Linked DNA regions of Mus musculus: region 2 is linked to region 1. Evidence: chromatin loops called from intact Hi-C (ENCODE). Cell type or tissue: gastrocnemius. All regions are shown on one strand.

Region 1 (8,000 bases):
GAGGGGCGGGAGGCAGGGAATACACTGAAGGAGAAGAAGCAATGGCTGAGGCATATTCAGACATGACATTTACAGATGTCGATAGCCATCAGGAGCTTGGCTCCTCTGCCCACGAAGACAAGAATGTCACATGTCAGTCAAAGGCAGAGCTGCTTAGCAGGGCTGGCTGGAGTGTGAAAGGAACAATGTGTGTGGGGTGTCTGTTTGGCTCACAGTGGTCCCACCTTGGGCCTTAATTGTGCTTCCTTTGTGTTGGTAGTGTCCACGTCCAGATTTCTGATGAATTCAGAGAGATAGCAGCTAGCGCGAAGTGTATCCTTCCCTTTCAAGCAGGGATTCTAGGCCATGCATAATCCTAGGGGAGGGGCTAAAAATAACACACCTGAGAAGCAGCGAGACTTCTTCCTGAGAACCTTTTTAGGCAGTCTGGGCTCTTACAGAGTACACTTGTACAATGGCCCTGTCAGTGTGGTGTACGTCTCCTTAAGCCCTCTTAGTGGATACCACTTCACCAGGGCCTTTGCCGTTCTATTTTTATGAGGAGGTAAACCCGTCTCCTTGTCCTTCGGCTGTGCAGCTGCCATTGGCCTGCCCTCGGGCCTCTCCTGACATCACATAGGCAAAGCAGTTGTGTGAGAAAATTCCAGAACACCCCGAGCAAAGAAAGGAACAAGGTCTTCTTTATCTAGCCCCTGAAAATGTCAACGCTCAGACACCTCTCCTCGCCCCATGGCACAGGACACTGGATGGTGTGTGTTCCCTAGACTGGCTGTCACGTTGGGTTCCTGGACAGTTCTTCGGAGTCACACACACCCTCTAGGAATGGAGGATTTGTATTTTCAGTGAGTGTTAGAGGTGCTTTTGAATATGTTACTCTTTTTCTTTTTTTTTAAATCACAGTTCTGGGAACCACTCTGCCACAAACCAGTGTGCTGGATGAGCAAACCAAACTGGGCTTGGCTTCAGTTAGCAAGGATGCTTCAGCAGCTCACAGAGGGAACTTTGCAAGTTAGCTGCTCGATGTCGGCACTCTCACCCATTCCTACATATTCCTATGGAAATAATTTTCCATCCAAGTTATCTTCTTTATTCTAAGGCATTCACTTGTCTCTGTACTTGGCACTTACTAGTCTGGGTGCGTGCACATGTGCATACACAGAGGTCTGAGTTCGATGCTGAATGTCCATCTTAAACTGTTCTCCACTTTTGCATTTTGAGAAAGGATTCTCCCTAAATGAGAAGCTCAGTGATTCAGCCAGGCTGACTAGGCAGTGAGTTTCAGGGATTTGTCTGTCTCCACTGCCCCTGTTCTGAGTACTGTGGTTAGCATTTGGCTTTTTACATAGGTTCTGGGGATCGGAACTCATGCTTTTGGGGAACCCACTTCAGTAATCGATCCATCTTCCTGGCCTTATTTCTTTACTTCCTTGTTTGTTTGTTCACTTGTTTCTTTGTTTATTATTTTTGAGGTAGGGTCTCACTTAAGCCTAAACTGACCTTGAACTGACCCTATAGCCCATCATGACCTAGAACTCCTGATGCCCATGTCTCTACCTCTGGGACGTTGGCATTACAGATGTGTACCTGAACATTTGGTTTTTATCCAGTTCTTTACTCTCAGAGCTTTGCTCTGCCTTCAATACTCCCCCCTTTACAATTTCTCCTGGCTGCACCCTTCTGTGTCCTCCTTAAACTTCAGAGCTCTAGATCTCCATGGCAGAGATTAATAATGGATGAATTTCCAAAAGTTTTGTTTCTTGCTCACACAGATCAGTGACTAATGGCTGCCTGGGGTGTTCTCTGGGAAGTGCTGGATGACAGTCTGTGTTCCCTGCAAATGAGTGTGATGATAGAGAGGGAGGCGGAGGCCCGCTCATGCCTTCCCATTCAGGAGGGAGGGGTGCTGCTGAGCATCCTGAACATTCCACTCTTGGTGTTTTGAGATCATGTCTGCTACAGCTTGTGAGAGACTTGGCTGTGGTGACTTGATTGACAGGATACACACAGCATCTGTGATGCAAGGACTATTGTAGGGCTACTCCTGGTTCCCATTTCAGCTGAAATGTTAGCGGTGTTTCAAAGGTGCATGTCCTTGTAACAGACTTGGGGAAAGGACACGCCACAGTCTCTCCTGGGTCCCAGGTTGCTTCTAGAAGGAGGTCTACAATGTGGGGGTTATGAGCTATCTGTGCTGTTTACAAGGTTTGATGGAGAGGTTTGGAACTAACCAGGGATGCATCTTACAACCTAGTTCACAGCTCGAATTAACTACTTATTTCTGTAATGGTTTAATAGCTGTCTGTCTGGCTAGACTGTAAGCAGTTGGCAAGCATAGGTTCCCATCTCTTCAGCACCCTGCCCTCTGAATCTAACAGAGTGCTCACGCATGGTTCAAGTCTGTAAAAATCTGCCAAGCAGCAAGCTAATGGACCTAAAGACTCTTTTAGGCCTTGAAGTCACCCGTGAAAGTTCCCTAAAGGCTATCTAGTTAGATTGATGACGGTTCTATGTGTCATTCTGGCCACCTTTTGCATTAATCTGACCCCTTGAAAGACAGGGGTTCAATCTGTCGGCTGCCAGCCCTGTGTTCTTCTTTGAGTCACCATTTGTCTTTCCAGTCAGCTATGTGCACAGTCTTTCTCCCTCTCCCTTTCTGTGTCTATTTCTATCTCTGTCTCTCTGACTCTGTCTCTCTGTCTGTCTGTCTGTCTGTCCGTCTTTCTCTCTCTCTGTGTCTATTTATCACTGTGTATTTCTCTGTGAGTGTGTCTATTTTTCTCTCTGTATGTCTGTGTGTCTGTCTATTCTCTATCTCTCTATTTCTCTCTGTCTCTCTGTCTCTCTGTCTCTCTGTCTCTCTCTCTCTCTCTGTGTGTGTGTGTGTGTCTATTTCTCTGTATCTGATTCTCTGTCTGTCTGTCTCGTTCTGCCCCCCTTCCCCTTTCCTGTCCTCTCTTCTTTCCCCCCTCCCCTTCTTACATCATTGCATTCTCGTGAAAACCCTTTGCTTTCAGTGTTATTTCTAGCATCCCCATCTGGAGACAGCATTTCTGGATCATCACAGCCACAGGACAGAAGCCCTCTCGGTATTTCTCCCTGTGGTGGATTAACTGGCTCCCTGTTTCCTCATATTTGAGTAACCTCTGTTAGGAACTCCTGGCAACTGGGAACCTAGCCACACCTTTCCAATCCCGGGGTTCCTGAGTTACAATTTTCATGGGTTGGGGGCTCACCATGTGTTCAGACCTGCACTGTCTTTTCTGTGTGTCACTCTGACTGTTGATGGTACCTTTACCTTCCAAATAAAGACACTGAGCATTGAAATGTGGGATAATATGGAAAATTGCACAGACAGATATACATATATAGAGAAATGTTTTTTAAAGAACATTTATAAAACTGCTCTATGGTAACCTTTAAGACACATCAAACATAAAACCATCAACTAGATACCAAGAGCCCTTGGTCTGCAACCAAATCATCTTGTGTTCAAATAGAAGTTCTATCACTGATTGCTCAAGCAATCTTATGCAAGCCCCAGATCTGAACTACCCACTCCTTACTGTTTAACCAAACCTCTCCTATTAATGTGCTTCCTAAAAGGTGGGTGTTTGGAATGAGTCTGTGATTCACAACAAGCTGAGGTGTAAGTACTTACAGAAAGCCATTCAAGCAGGGATCCCACATTCAACCTTTTTATTTTCTGTCCGCCCCAGAATAGCCCATTGCAACCAATAGCAGATGTGTGTTCAGTTCTAGCTTAACCTTAATGTAGTCTTCAAGGTGGTTGGCATTTTCAGTTAAGCTCTGCTCAGTTAAATGGGACTTCTCACTAAACTGAAAGGAGATACCTCCTGTCCACATGTCTCACAGGTAATGGTTATAAGTCATATTGAGCCTAGGTACCCAGTGTAGCCATCTCTATACCTGGAGTGTTCTATTTCAGGGAAGCAGCCGCTTTTGTGTTTCCTTCCATTGGAGTTAGCCCTCACTTGACCAGTAGGGGTCAGAAGACTAACTTTCACCTCCTGCTCTTTTAAAAGTCTGAAGCAGGAGGACCTTTTATGAACTTCCTGCCTTCTTTGTCCTTCCAAGAATGTTCCCAGGAACATAGCAACCGAATAACAAGGCAAAATGGTTGTGAACCCGGACTCTGAAGTCAGACAAGATACATAGTTAAAAAGCTCAGCTTCACCACTTGCTAGCTCCCTGGCATGAGAGATGGTTTCATACCTCTCTATCCTTCTGCTTCTTGAACCTCCACACTGGTTTAATACCTTCAGGGCATTAGAGATTTTTAAAAATGTATTTAAATGGCCTAGGACATTGTAGCTTTGTAGACAGCAATGGACACAATTGCAGCTGAAGGGACTCTCTAGACTTGTCTCCATGAAGATAGGAGGCTCCCGTTCTTTGACAAATCTTAACCCCTGTCTTTAACAGAAGTGTAGAATGAGAACCCATTATGGGCACAGTCTCCATACTGTTTACTCCTCTTGGGCAAAGCAGTTGGCAGGTGCAGTTACTGCCTCCCTCTTTTGGCTAATTGTGTTGTGCTTCTCTTGCCAGCCAAGGCTACAGCTGGAGATTTTACTGAATAGAAGTGGGAGCAAGGAGTGTTCTCCCAGAATGCATCAGGGCAAGGTCGGGTGCTACAGCTACCTTCCAGATAAATGAAACAACTATCTTCACAGAGGAGCTGTTCTTGGAACAGAGGCCAGGATGGCACCCGGGCAGTGAACTTAAGGAAGGAGGAATATGAGTGTGAGGTGGTTCCATGAGATGACATCAGGGTTCCAGATGAGAACACTCATGTTCTACCTCACGGGCTCTCATGAGATTGATATCTATCCCTCCCAGGGATCCTGCACTTTGCAGATCTGAGCATGTAAGGACCGTGTCTGCCATGGCAGTTGGATACATGGTGCCTGAGGAGGATTAGGACTTTAGGACCAGGTCTCCACACCAGGATAGCAGGCCTGGGTGACCGCCCTCGAGTGCTGACCATTCACAGATTGGCTGGTTAAACAGAACAATATGTTTCATCCTCTGGTGTAAACTGCAGCCCACATGGCTTCCTTCTACCACATCACACTAGAGTGAAGTCTGATGATGTCACTGTGTTAATGGAGCTAATTAAAGGTGTGCACCTCATGTTCACCATGTGTAGCTCCTCCATAACTGTTTCAGTTTCACTTCAACACAGTGATGGGATACTGGAAGCCTTTGGTTTTCTGATCTCTGAATAGGGCCCACTCAGTCTCTGGTCATCATCTCCACACACTCTAAGAGTTCTCTTCCCCTGCTGCTGCCAAGGGTTTCTGTCCTTCCCAGTAGCCAGCCTAACATGCGACTGTGTCTCCTGAAGCTGCTTTCAACTGTGTTGGGAGCACCGAGTATTTGTGTTCATCTTCCCTTCTTGCTCAGTCTGTAGGACTTTATGGATTATTTTCCAGTTCTCTTCTGTGTTTTCTGAAGCCCCAGGCTCTTGGGTGTATGTAAGTTATGTGAGGCTCTCTAAGGACCCCACTTATGGTGCAGCCTCTAGAAGTGTTTCTATAACGAACCTTATGGGCCAGGTCCCAGGGTCACATCTTGAAATACATGGACAGAGTCTGGTCTCCTGTAGACTGGATGGAAAGTTGGACAAGAAAGCTTCTCGTTTAGGATCCTTGCAGGAGATCCCTGTTGGAGGGACCCCAGTCTCATTTTCAACTCACTGAGAAAGGTTGCCTAAAGATTTCCTAAACATTCAAGGCAAAGTCCTGAAGAAAGAGGAGGTTTGGAAAGTTGTGGGCTAAAGATGGTTCAGCTGTAACCCTCAGTGTTAGCAGTGAGTGAGTGAGTGTGTGTGTGTGTGTGTGTGTGTGTGTGTGTGTGTGTGTATGCCCTTGGGAGGTAAACAGGCTTAAGGGAGTTGATAAGGGTGATTATCTCATCTTGGGACCATTGAGTTTATATGTGGAAGTCAGAGCAGAGCTTGGTCTCTGGCTATGTGAGTGAGGGTGTAGCATGAAGGCAGTCATCTGCAAACCAGTAGAGAGCCCTCACTAGAACTTAGATCTCTGCTGGAGATACAAGCTGAAGCCTCTCAGCTCTAAAACTTGGCAACTTTGTTACCTGTCAACCATCCAGGCTATGGACCTGGGTGCTGCATTATGGCTGCTGGAGAAGACAGATGGTGCTAATATCTGGGGCAGTGTGCATGTGTCAGGGATACAAGGAGCAGCGAGGCCTCATCCTAGAGAAGAAGGAGAATGTTTACTTGTTAGCCCTAAATAGCTTATCCGATTGTGTGTACAGGAAGAGAGGAGGAGGAGGAGGAGGAGGAGGAGGAGGAGGAGGAGGAGGAGGAGGAGGAGGATGCTATGTGACATCTCACAGGTTGTCATGACCCCGGAAGACACTCAGATCCGTGTTAAAATGTTGGACCCACTTCCAAGAGAGCTAAATAGAGTTGTCTTATTACATCAGAGGGTGGATAAAGATATCATGATTTTCTATTGCCTGGGACAGGGCCTCATGGTGAAGAAAGGTGTCAAAACAAAAGCACTTCAACTTCAGGAGCAAAAACCAAGACACTAGAGTCAGAGTTAACATTCCCTTCAAGGCTGTGTGCAGCTTTACAGCTCAAGCATGCCAGGGCTACCGTGAGGCATCATTCCCAGGGCAGCAAGGAGCCCTGGAGGGTCCCTTGAAGTGGAAAGGGATGTTTCTTGAGTGGCATATTGAGAAAGAACAATAGCTGGGGGCTTCTGGGGGCAAAGCTTTCGGCTTACACCGGTGGGTACCTGATGAAATACATCACAATGTGTCATTGAAGTGTGGAGCCTTGCAGCCCCGTGGGGTCACCTGTCCCTCCCCCTGCTCAGGCAGATCATTCCTCACACTCTGTTTCTGAGCTCTTTGTCCGGTGGCTTTGTGCACCTCAAGCGATGGGGCTTCCACCTCCTCCCTTGGGATGCCATTCCACACTCAAATAGAGCCAGCTCCTAAGCAGGCTGTCCTGATATTCAGCCCAACTTTTCCTTTCTGTAATTACATCCCATTCCTCTCGGCTTTACCCCTTGGCGTGACCCCGGACAATTCTTTCCCTTCATCGGTGTGCCTACACCCTTGCTCGGGGAGTGTATTTGATCCTCCGGTCTTTTTGTCCTGCCCGAGCCTTGCTTATTCCTGGCTTGTGCTGCGGGAGTCCTTATGAGCAGCTCCTGCTGCTCTCTGCTTTAATCCTCGTGGCTCCCCTGCTTTGATTTCTGTCCAATTTGCCTATTTCTTTCAGGGGTACTGAAGAGCCCCGAATGAACCCTGGGCTTCTTCACTATATTATTTATTAATCTTTTATATGGGAGATCTTCTCAATGATGATAAAGCAGGTTGGCTGGAAAATAAAAAATCCCTTTGAAAGACAGAGTTGATGTGAACTCCTGTGATCAGGACTCTGGGCACTTCAGAGAGAAATGAGTTTGCAGTCCCACCACCCAGCCCTCTGATACCCAGGCAGCTGTACTTCCTTGTACTGCAGAGGGCAAAGGAGGCTGGGATTTAGGGCACAGATGGATCAGAGTGGCCCTCCCCAGTCAGTCTCTCTCACCCAGACTGTTCCCCAAGGCCAGACTCCGGGTTGCCCCTCAACAACCCTTCATTTGACTCCCCTCCCTCCATGATTGGTGTGACTGGATGGGATCATCCTGACTTTTTTTTCTGAATCAGCTCAGTATTTTTCCCCACTTTCTTCTATGGTGCCTCCTGTATTTCTTTCGTCTTCACGTACCCCCTAGTAAGCTTCATGTAGAACTTACCTTGATCGCAATATTCTGTTGGGGGCAAGAGCCAATGTAATTAAAATAACAAGACAGAGAGTTCTGGCTGGCTTGGGGTTTCCAGTCACAAGTGGGAGAACAGTAGGTGGAGGCTAAAATGCAAGTGTAGTTGAATGATGCGGGGCTGTGAAGCAAGAGTGACCTGGAGCCCATATGAATTCCATCAAGCTTGAGAAC
Region 2 (8,000 bases), 230 kb after region 1:
TCTTTTTCTTTCCGTGTTATCATTGTTAACCAAAGAAAGCCTTGTCTTTGGTTTTACACAGGCATCTCTCTTGGCTTGGTCTATTTTCAAGTTACCACACCATCTTTCCTATAGCAAACCCCTATTTTTCACACTCTTTCTGTTAAATGTGCCCTATTGGAATGGTGTCTATTTGATGTAGGGGCAAACACAGACCAGAGAAGTTTAACAGTGCTTTCAGCTAGATCCAAGAAGCAGAAATGGTAGTTCACAGGCAGAGGGTAATCTGCCTTGGGGTTAGACCCTGCCTGGGCTGGGGGGTTAGACCCAGGCGCTCTGCTTCTATTTAAACGTTCACTAACTCCTGAGTGCTGCAGTTCACTTCATGTTCCAGCCATGGAGGCTGAGGGTCAGGCAGAGAATTAGCCATCTCAGAGGAATGCGCTCTGAAGTGGGCAGGCATGAGGCAGCATTTCCTAAACATGGCCGTGCAGCTCCTAACTCCAAACTCTAAAATAAAAATAGGGTTGACTAAAAACAGGTCTTCCCTTCATAGGCTACATGTTTTCCCTAGTAGCCATGCTCAGGTCATTCCAGAAATCCTGGGAGTAGAGAGGCATTCTACAGTGTCCGGCAAACAGGCTCTCTCTTCCAACCAGGACTCAGCTTTCCCTGTGAACAATGCCTGCTGTGGTGCTGTGGCTGGCGTCCTTTTCCAGCTAGGGCTGAAGGGAAGGCCCTCCCTCAGATGGTTGCTCTGTTGCTTAATTTTCATGCTAATACAGAACATAAGGAGAGACTGTTCGCAGAAATTGTTGGCAGTTACAGCGGGCCATTCCTTTATTTTATACTTCGTATGTGATGGTGGGGGGGTGGAGGCAAAATGACAAACTGAAAATTCTCACTATTTTGCAAAGTCTGAGGCTGCAACTTTCCCAATGGTATTCTAACTATGCAACTCTCCAGCTATGTCTTAAAATTGAAGTCAGATTTAGAGAAATGTTTAGGATACCCTGTTAGAGACACATATACATGTATAACATTTTTAATAAGGTACATGTATATTTTATGACACAATTCATTCCCCGAAAGATGCAAGGGCATCTGGGTAACATTCAGCTACCAATGTCACGTGTGGATTGGGTTTTTTTGTTTTTAATTATTGTGTCTCCCCTCCCTTGTGAAATGTTTGGATGCAAAACCGTTGACTTCTGTCTTTTCTCTTCGTAGCGATATCTGGCATGATTGTCCCTCCCATGTGAAAGAATTGCCTTGAAGAATTTTATTAATGAAGAGGTTGGATTCTGCTACGAAAGTTATCTGACATGAGTCCCAGAGTGGAACTTTTAACTCAGGCCTTTTTAAGAGGAATCACACAATAACTGCAGATTTTTAAACAAAATCACCGACCTTGCAAATACTGAAATTGGAAAGGGGGTCTGCCAGAGCAGGGTGTTGGTTAAAGTTGTAACCCCCGAGTATCTGGGGGATATATTTATTCTGTATTGATAAAAAGCAAGCCCACATTTTCTTTTTCTTTCTTTCTTTTCTTAAGCTTAACTCTGCAACCATTTGTCTTTTATAAACCATTAAGCTACACACAAGGGCCACTATAAACAAGACTCCATGTTTTAATTTATGTTTTTAAAGCTATGGAAGGGGAGAATGAAGTGGTGATATTTACAAAAAAAAAAAATCTAAAAGGAGAAAAAAAAAAGAAAAACAGGGAAAAATAAATTTAAAAAAAGAGCTCGTATGGACAGAATAGGAATGCCAGTTAGATTTTTTAGTGAACTAAGGGTCGGCTTCTGCGCCTTAAAGCTTATCAGTGGTAGTTAGCTCAGACAGTGCATTTTCAATATCTAACTTAACACGCCACCCCTTAGCAGTGCAAGCTTCGTTCTCTCTTTTGTATGGTTGTCTTAAGTAACTGTGTAAATAAGTGTAGCCTGGAAAGTTACCAAGCGACATACATGATCACGTTTGCCCTTGTACTCGAAAAGCCAGTGCCTCTAGACAGATTGTTTAAAAACAAACAAAAACAAAACAAAACAAAACAAAACAACATGCATCTTTAAACCCGATCTTATTCTTTTACTTAACATCAACTTCTCCCGAAGCCAGCGGCCTCTGAGAGTGGAGCAACACATGTTCCGAGCGAGAATCTCCTTCAAGACTTCACAGGACAGGGTCCAGGCACAGAATTCCATATATGCCCTCCAGTTTACCAAGCCAAAATCTCGCTCGCACTCCACCGTCAAGAGATCCAAGCTTACTCAAGCTGGAATCCTAGATATTAACTCTAGATCTGGGCTCAAAAACCCAAATAAAGCAAACCCACAAAGGCAAGTAGGTGTGCTGTTCCGGGCTCCCAAATCACACGGGTCTATACCCGCAAGACTCCGCAAGGTCCCAAATCACACAGGGGTCTGTATCCGCAAGACTCCGCAAGGTTGGAAAGTTCTATATTCAGTCAACAGGTAAAGTGCTTTGGAGTTCAGTGTGAAAGGAAACTGGGAGAGAGGAAGGGAAGGTTGAGGCTTCAAACTCAGCTTTCTATGGGAAATTTTGCTTTCAACTGGGAAGTGTTCTTAAAGAATCCATAGCAAAGATTCAGCCAGCAAGGCTCTGAGGGGGCGTGTTCCTGCTGACCTCTGCCCTTCTGTTTCTGTATGTAGTTATAAATACTGTAGATTTCTTTTGTGATTTTTTTTTTGCCAAAGTTGTTTTATTTATACATTTTAATGTCTTAAGATTTTCGATCTCACACACGCAAAGAATTATACTGCATATTTTGCAAAGAAATAAAAAGCGCACTACCTTTAGCTTGCACATACTTGCAAAGTTAATTCAAAGGCTTTCTGTTTGTTTGTTTTAATGGGGATTTTGTAAAATATCCATATAAATAATGTATTTATCTTTGGAATTTGTACATTGCTTTTCTCTCCTTCCTCCCATCCCCCACCCCTAGTTTATTTTGTGTGTGTGTTTGCTTTGTGAACAGTGCGCAAGTATAGTTTGGTCACTTATAGTTGTATTAGCTGTTTCAATGTGATTTTTAAACAATTCATTTATAGGTATTTTTAGTATTGTTTTAAACCATGCTTCATTTTTTTATTTCCACCCAAAAGCCATTGTCTATTTTTGTATTATTTGTAAGTTAAGAAGTTTTTTCCAATATATGGCAAAAAAATAGTAGCATATTATTCTTGTAGTATTTAGTTCTGTAGATTTAAAAATAATGTACCCTTTGCTTTGGAAGCATACAAAAACGCTGTTTTACTCTAGTAATATGCATGGAATCTCTCCCTTTGGAGTGACGCATTTTGTGCATTAAATTTGGGGGAGAAACTTCATAGAGATCAATGAACATACTTTCTTTCTTAAGTCTGCTTGTATATTCTCTGTCTTTCACATAAATATAAACCAGCAGATTGGATGCCTTAACAATGCAAATCATATCCATTTCACCTGTACATTGTACTGTGCACCCCCCCCAACTGTCAGCCATCACTAACATTCTAAGAAAAAAAAAAAAGAAAAAGAAGAAAAAAAAAGAGAGAAATCGAAAAGCACAAAAGAACTGTTTTGTTACTTTAAGACAATGTTACTTTTTCTAGTAGAGCAAGAGAACATTAACAAAGCTGCGACTGTGCATGCCCGGATGGATTTCAACGGTTTTCACTAGACTGTCAGAGTGCGGATTTTTATGGGTTGGGGAGGGGAGGGGAGGGAAGTTGGGGGGGTTGGTAGGGGAGGGGAGGGAGGAAAGCTGATTTTTCATGGTGAGAAATAATAATAATGACAACTGATGATAATAATAATAATAATAAAAATAAAAAGAAACTGGAAAAAAATATAAGCAAGGTTTAGCATTGCTTCTCCGTACTCAGAAAGGTTGTCTGAATTCGTGTGGTAAGCGCTGGCCTCAAGATGTCTAACGTCTAAAGCCATATTTTGTCTGGTGAGCCAGACAACTGTCTGCAAAGGAACGAGCAGCAAGCCGGTGAGGTGTCCGGCTCAGACCCTGACAAAAGACGCCACCAATCTGTTAGCCACGTGCTGTGACGTGATGAGAACTTTACTGGAAAGCCCAAAGAGCCTTTAAAAAGAAAATGTGTATCAATTGTGTTTTGTTACTTCTGTTTGATTAGCCGATGGAGAAGTAGTTTGGTTTTAGGAACCACTTTCTTCTACACAAAATCTTGTTTTTAAGTCCCTTTAAGATATAGCCCCCTAAATACAGAATATGGCTTTTAAAAAGAAGATGGAGTAGAGAATTCAATTCAGATTTCCGTTTTGGGGGAAGAGCCCTGCCTCTGGATGACTGGATATGTCCACGCCATGCCCGGCCTCACAATGTAGGATGCAGCTCCATGAACTCATTCTGCAAATCTTTCACCTTCTTTTCAAACGTTTTCAATAGACACACACTGTACAATCCAATTGTTAGAGCACTCAACTACTGTAGAGATTGTTATATTTCATTCTTTTTTATTTCTTTCTTTCTTTTCTTTTCTTCTCCTTTTTTTTTTTCAAAAATTCAAACTGTAAAAAACTTTTCAACGTTCACGATATTTAATTAAAGTTACTTCCTGTCTGTGATAGCAGCTCCTAGTGGCGTGTTCATTTCTCTATGGCAGAAGAGAAGAGCAACACTCAATGGACTGCAAAAGGCCCGGGTTTGCTATTATTCGGGCCAGTGTTAACACCCAGAGAGAATTAGCCTAGGCCTGGGGCACCCACTTCCTTTCTTTGTAGGTCCCACCGGGATCTGCTAATTTGGAATGCAAATTGAACACGCACAGCGTACTGCTGCCCTCTGCTGGCATGAGCCAGGTGTGCACGTGCTGGCCCACATTGGTGGCAAGAGCCCCCAGTCCTATTGTCAGTGAACAGTGAGATTCCCCCCATGATAGGGGCTGAATTGGGAATCCAGGAACTGGTCATTCTAGAACACCATCCTCTGCCCTGGAAGGCTGAGCTAAACTCTTCCTATGCAACTGCTAATTAATCCCAGTGTGCCTCCTGGTCAATTAATTATGTGCCCTGGCTTGCTGATGAGACGTGTGACTAGAGAACATATATATATATATATATATATATATATATATATATATATATATATATATATATGTATATATATATATGTATATATATATATATATAAACTTTGTGTGGATAATAGTTTTTTTTTTCTTTTTCCTGGTTGACAAAACCACATCTGTCTGGAATTGAAAGTTACAGGCACTCAGTCGTTGTGCAAACTTCATAGGTCCACAGAAGATATACACACATCTGGGACCGGGTCATTTAAGGATACATCTTTCCATTGTACGTTCCATGTCTTCACTAATTTTGCAATGACTGGACACGATGAGGTTAATGGCGCTTACAAAATGCCTCGACCAACAGAAACTCCATGGCCAGACCTAAGAGGGTGTCCCATAACCACCAGCACATTCATTTGTGGGAGGCACTGCTATGGCACTACCCTGAAATACAGCCCAAGGTAAGGTCATGAAAGGCCACCCCATGTAAGCCAGAACATACAGAAGCTGCTGTCCTGTCTCCATGGAGACTCCTACCTGATCAGCTTGGCCATCCCCTATTTTTTCAATTCTGTATCAGTTGCAGAGGAGAAACACTGAGCAAAAGGTTCAGGATGACTTCAGGATGCATGTGGTGCCAGACAAGACAACCCGCTTCCACGTCATCCATGTCTATGATGCTTAAACTGCAAGAGGCAGACATATGCCAGAGCTCCACAGAATAAAAACAGATAACCACACTCTGAATTGGCTTAGAACTCCGTAAGGCCTACCTCTTGACAGCATTCATTCATTCATTCATTCATTCACTCATTCATTCATTTGTTCCCTTAAACCTCAAGCATTTGGCATGCCTATGACCCTTGATGAGGAGTAGTGGACCCATTCGTAAGAACACTGGCATTGTTCCCACTCTTGGCGCTTACAATAGAAAAATTGACATAAACCCACAACACACATAACATCTAACGAGGGTATTGAGGTCCGAGTCAAGAATGCTTTGAAGGTATAACATCGTGAGGTCTGACATAATCTAAGGACTTTCTGGAAAAGTCTTCTAGAGAAAGTAGTAGTTGAGCTGAGGCAGAAAGAGTGAGCAGCCGAGGCAGAATGGCTGACAGTGTGATGACTGAACTTGAAGTAAGATGAAGGGCACCCAAGAGCAGAGAGACTGTGTGAGTGGAGTGCACAGATGCCCACAGTGACTTTGTGGGGCACAACGACTCCAATTCACAGCATATTCTGGGCACCTAGCATGGGTTTGGTGTGTTAGATGCTAAGGAGCCAATCAGCTGAGGTGCCTTCACGCAGAGCCTCTGACAAACTCACAAACTCACGGTCCCTGAATGTTCACAAAGGCGGTGGTGTATTTAAATCTGGCAAAATTCCTTGGGGTTAAGCTGACAGGCAGAGAGAAGGAGAGACAGAGAGACACACATAGATAGACAGAGAGAGACAGAAAGAATTTATCCATGAGAGAGAAAAGGAGGGAGGGATGGGAGAAGGGAGGGAGTGAAGGGGAGGCAGGGGCTGGATACAGCCACCAGCAATCACATGCTGCATCTGAAGTGAACATATGGCCAGAGTTGCTCCAGACAATTTGCCCTCACCAGAATGTATGGTCTTCACATCCTTTGGTCACTTTAGGACTTGGTAGATTTCTTTTCTCCAGCATTTGGAGTTGATGATGTTTCACTTTATAAATGTTGAAATCCAATTTAGAAGCAATGATTCAAAACCATAAGTGTTAGTGGCTTGAGAGATGGCTTAGTACTTACGAGTACTGGCTGCTCTTGTAGAGGACCCAGATTAAGTTCCTAGCACTTACATGATGGATCATAATCGTATTTAACACGGATTCAGTTCCCTCTTCTGGCCTCCTCTTGCACTGCACATAAGCATATGGGGTGTCCATATATACATGCAAGTGATACTCATAAACCATATATATATCTACATTCTTGTCCCTTTAAAGTGTCATTTTGGGATTTCTGGCAAAAAGTCCAAGTTACTGAAGGTGTCACTTGAGCAGTCCTTATGGTATAATAGCCAACTATGATCAATACCTTGAGACTTCACTATGAGATAAACCAAGGATTGAAATTACCGGCCATAGGGGTTTGGGAAAGTGGGATCAGGTTCTTGTGGAACCCTGCTGGCTGCAGGCATCAGAGGCTGCTCAAGACACAAACCCACACTAAAAAACCTACCATGATTCCTCTTGCTTCACAGAAGACCCATCACAGATGAATTCATTTTTACATAAAATCTCAAAGAAATGAGTTCTTTTCCGCATGCCATGTTCAAAATCTCAAAATGATCACCTCCACCCTCTTTCACACGATCAATTGTTCATTCCTCAATATATTACATTCTAATCAGCCCCCAAGTTCACCCTATTGCAGGGGGAAACCTAAGCTTATTTGAACTCATTTTGCTTCTGATCTTGACCTGCCAGAGACCTTCTGCTCCATCTCAGGCAGACCTCTCTCCATGTCTCTCTGTCATCTATGGTCTCCCATCTCTGCTCTACTTATATTTTCTTGTTGTTTATGTCACAGCACACATTTATTATCCTCATAAACAGTGGGGAGACTTCCATATTGCATACACGGACCTTAGAGATGTCCTGTAGAGGGGGCAGAGGGAAACTGAGGAACACCTGGAGGTTATTGTAGTGGTCCTCTCAAGACATGAACAGCTTGGATTAGGGAGATAAAAGGGGGAAGTAGATAGGACTAAGAGATGTAAAAGAGCCATCATGGTTCAATGGTCGATGTAATATGGGAGTTAATGGATAACAAAAAAGTCAAAAGAGTAGTCACCAGTATGCATGTTGGGAGCTGGGAATGGAACCTGGGACCTCACACATGCTAGGCATGGACTTTGCTACTGAGCTGCAATGCCCAATTGAATGCTCACACCTTTGACAGAGATAGAGAGAACTTCCCTTTAAGAAGACGTTGGTCT

The links. Peaks named below come from ENCODE experiments on the same cell type or tissue, not always from the same donor. Only the 100,000 strongest peaks of a DNase experiment are listed, where the experiment ranks them.
Region 2: it touches region 1 in a loop (2.0-fold over the local background); 6 of 42 quality-filtered maps call a loop at or near these places.

What each region holds. Positions count from the first base shown.
Region 1 is chr11:44,770,612-44,778,611 of GRCm38, forward strand. All of the region lies in intron 6 of Ebf1 (early B cell factor 1), which reads left to right. Among named protein-coding and RNA genes, the nearest start is that of Ebf1, 160 kb to the left of the region's middle. In gastrocnemius, a CTCF peak has its summit at 4,005 (motif pointing right); a DNase peak (open chromatin) is centred at 6,129.
Region 2 is chr11:45,003,508-45,011,507 of GRCm38, forward strand. It overlaps Ebf1 (early B cell factor 1), which reads left to right. Exons shown (of 16, transcript NM_007897.3): 16 at 1,210-4,589. The coding sequence ends at 1,241. Among named protein-coding and RNA genes, the nearest start is that of Gm51859, 81 kb to the right of the region's middle. In gastrocnemius, no CTCF peak of the experiment used is centred here; DNase peaks (open chromatin) are centred at 4,351 and 4,800; H3K4me3 peaks cover 507 bases; H3K27ac peaks cover 1,989 bases.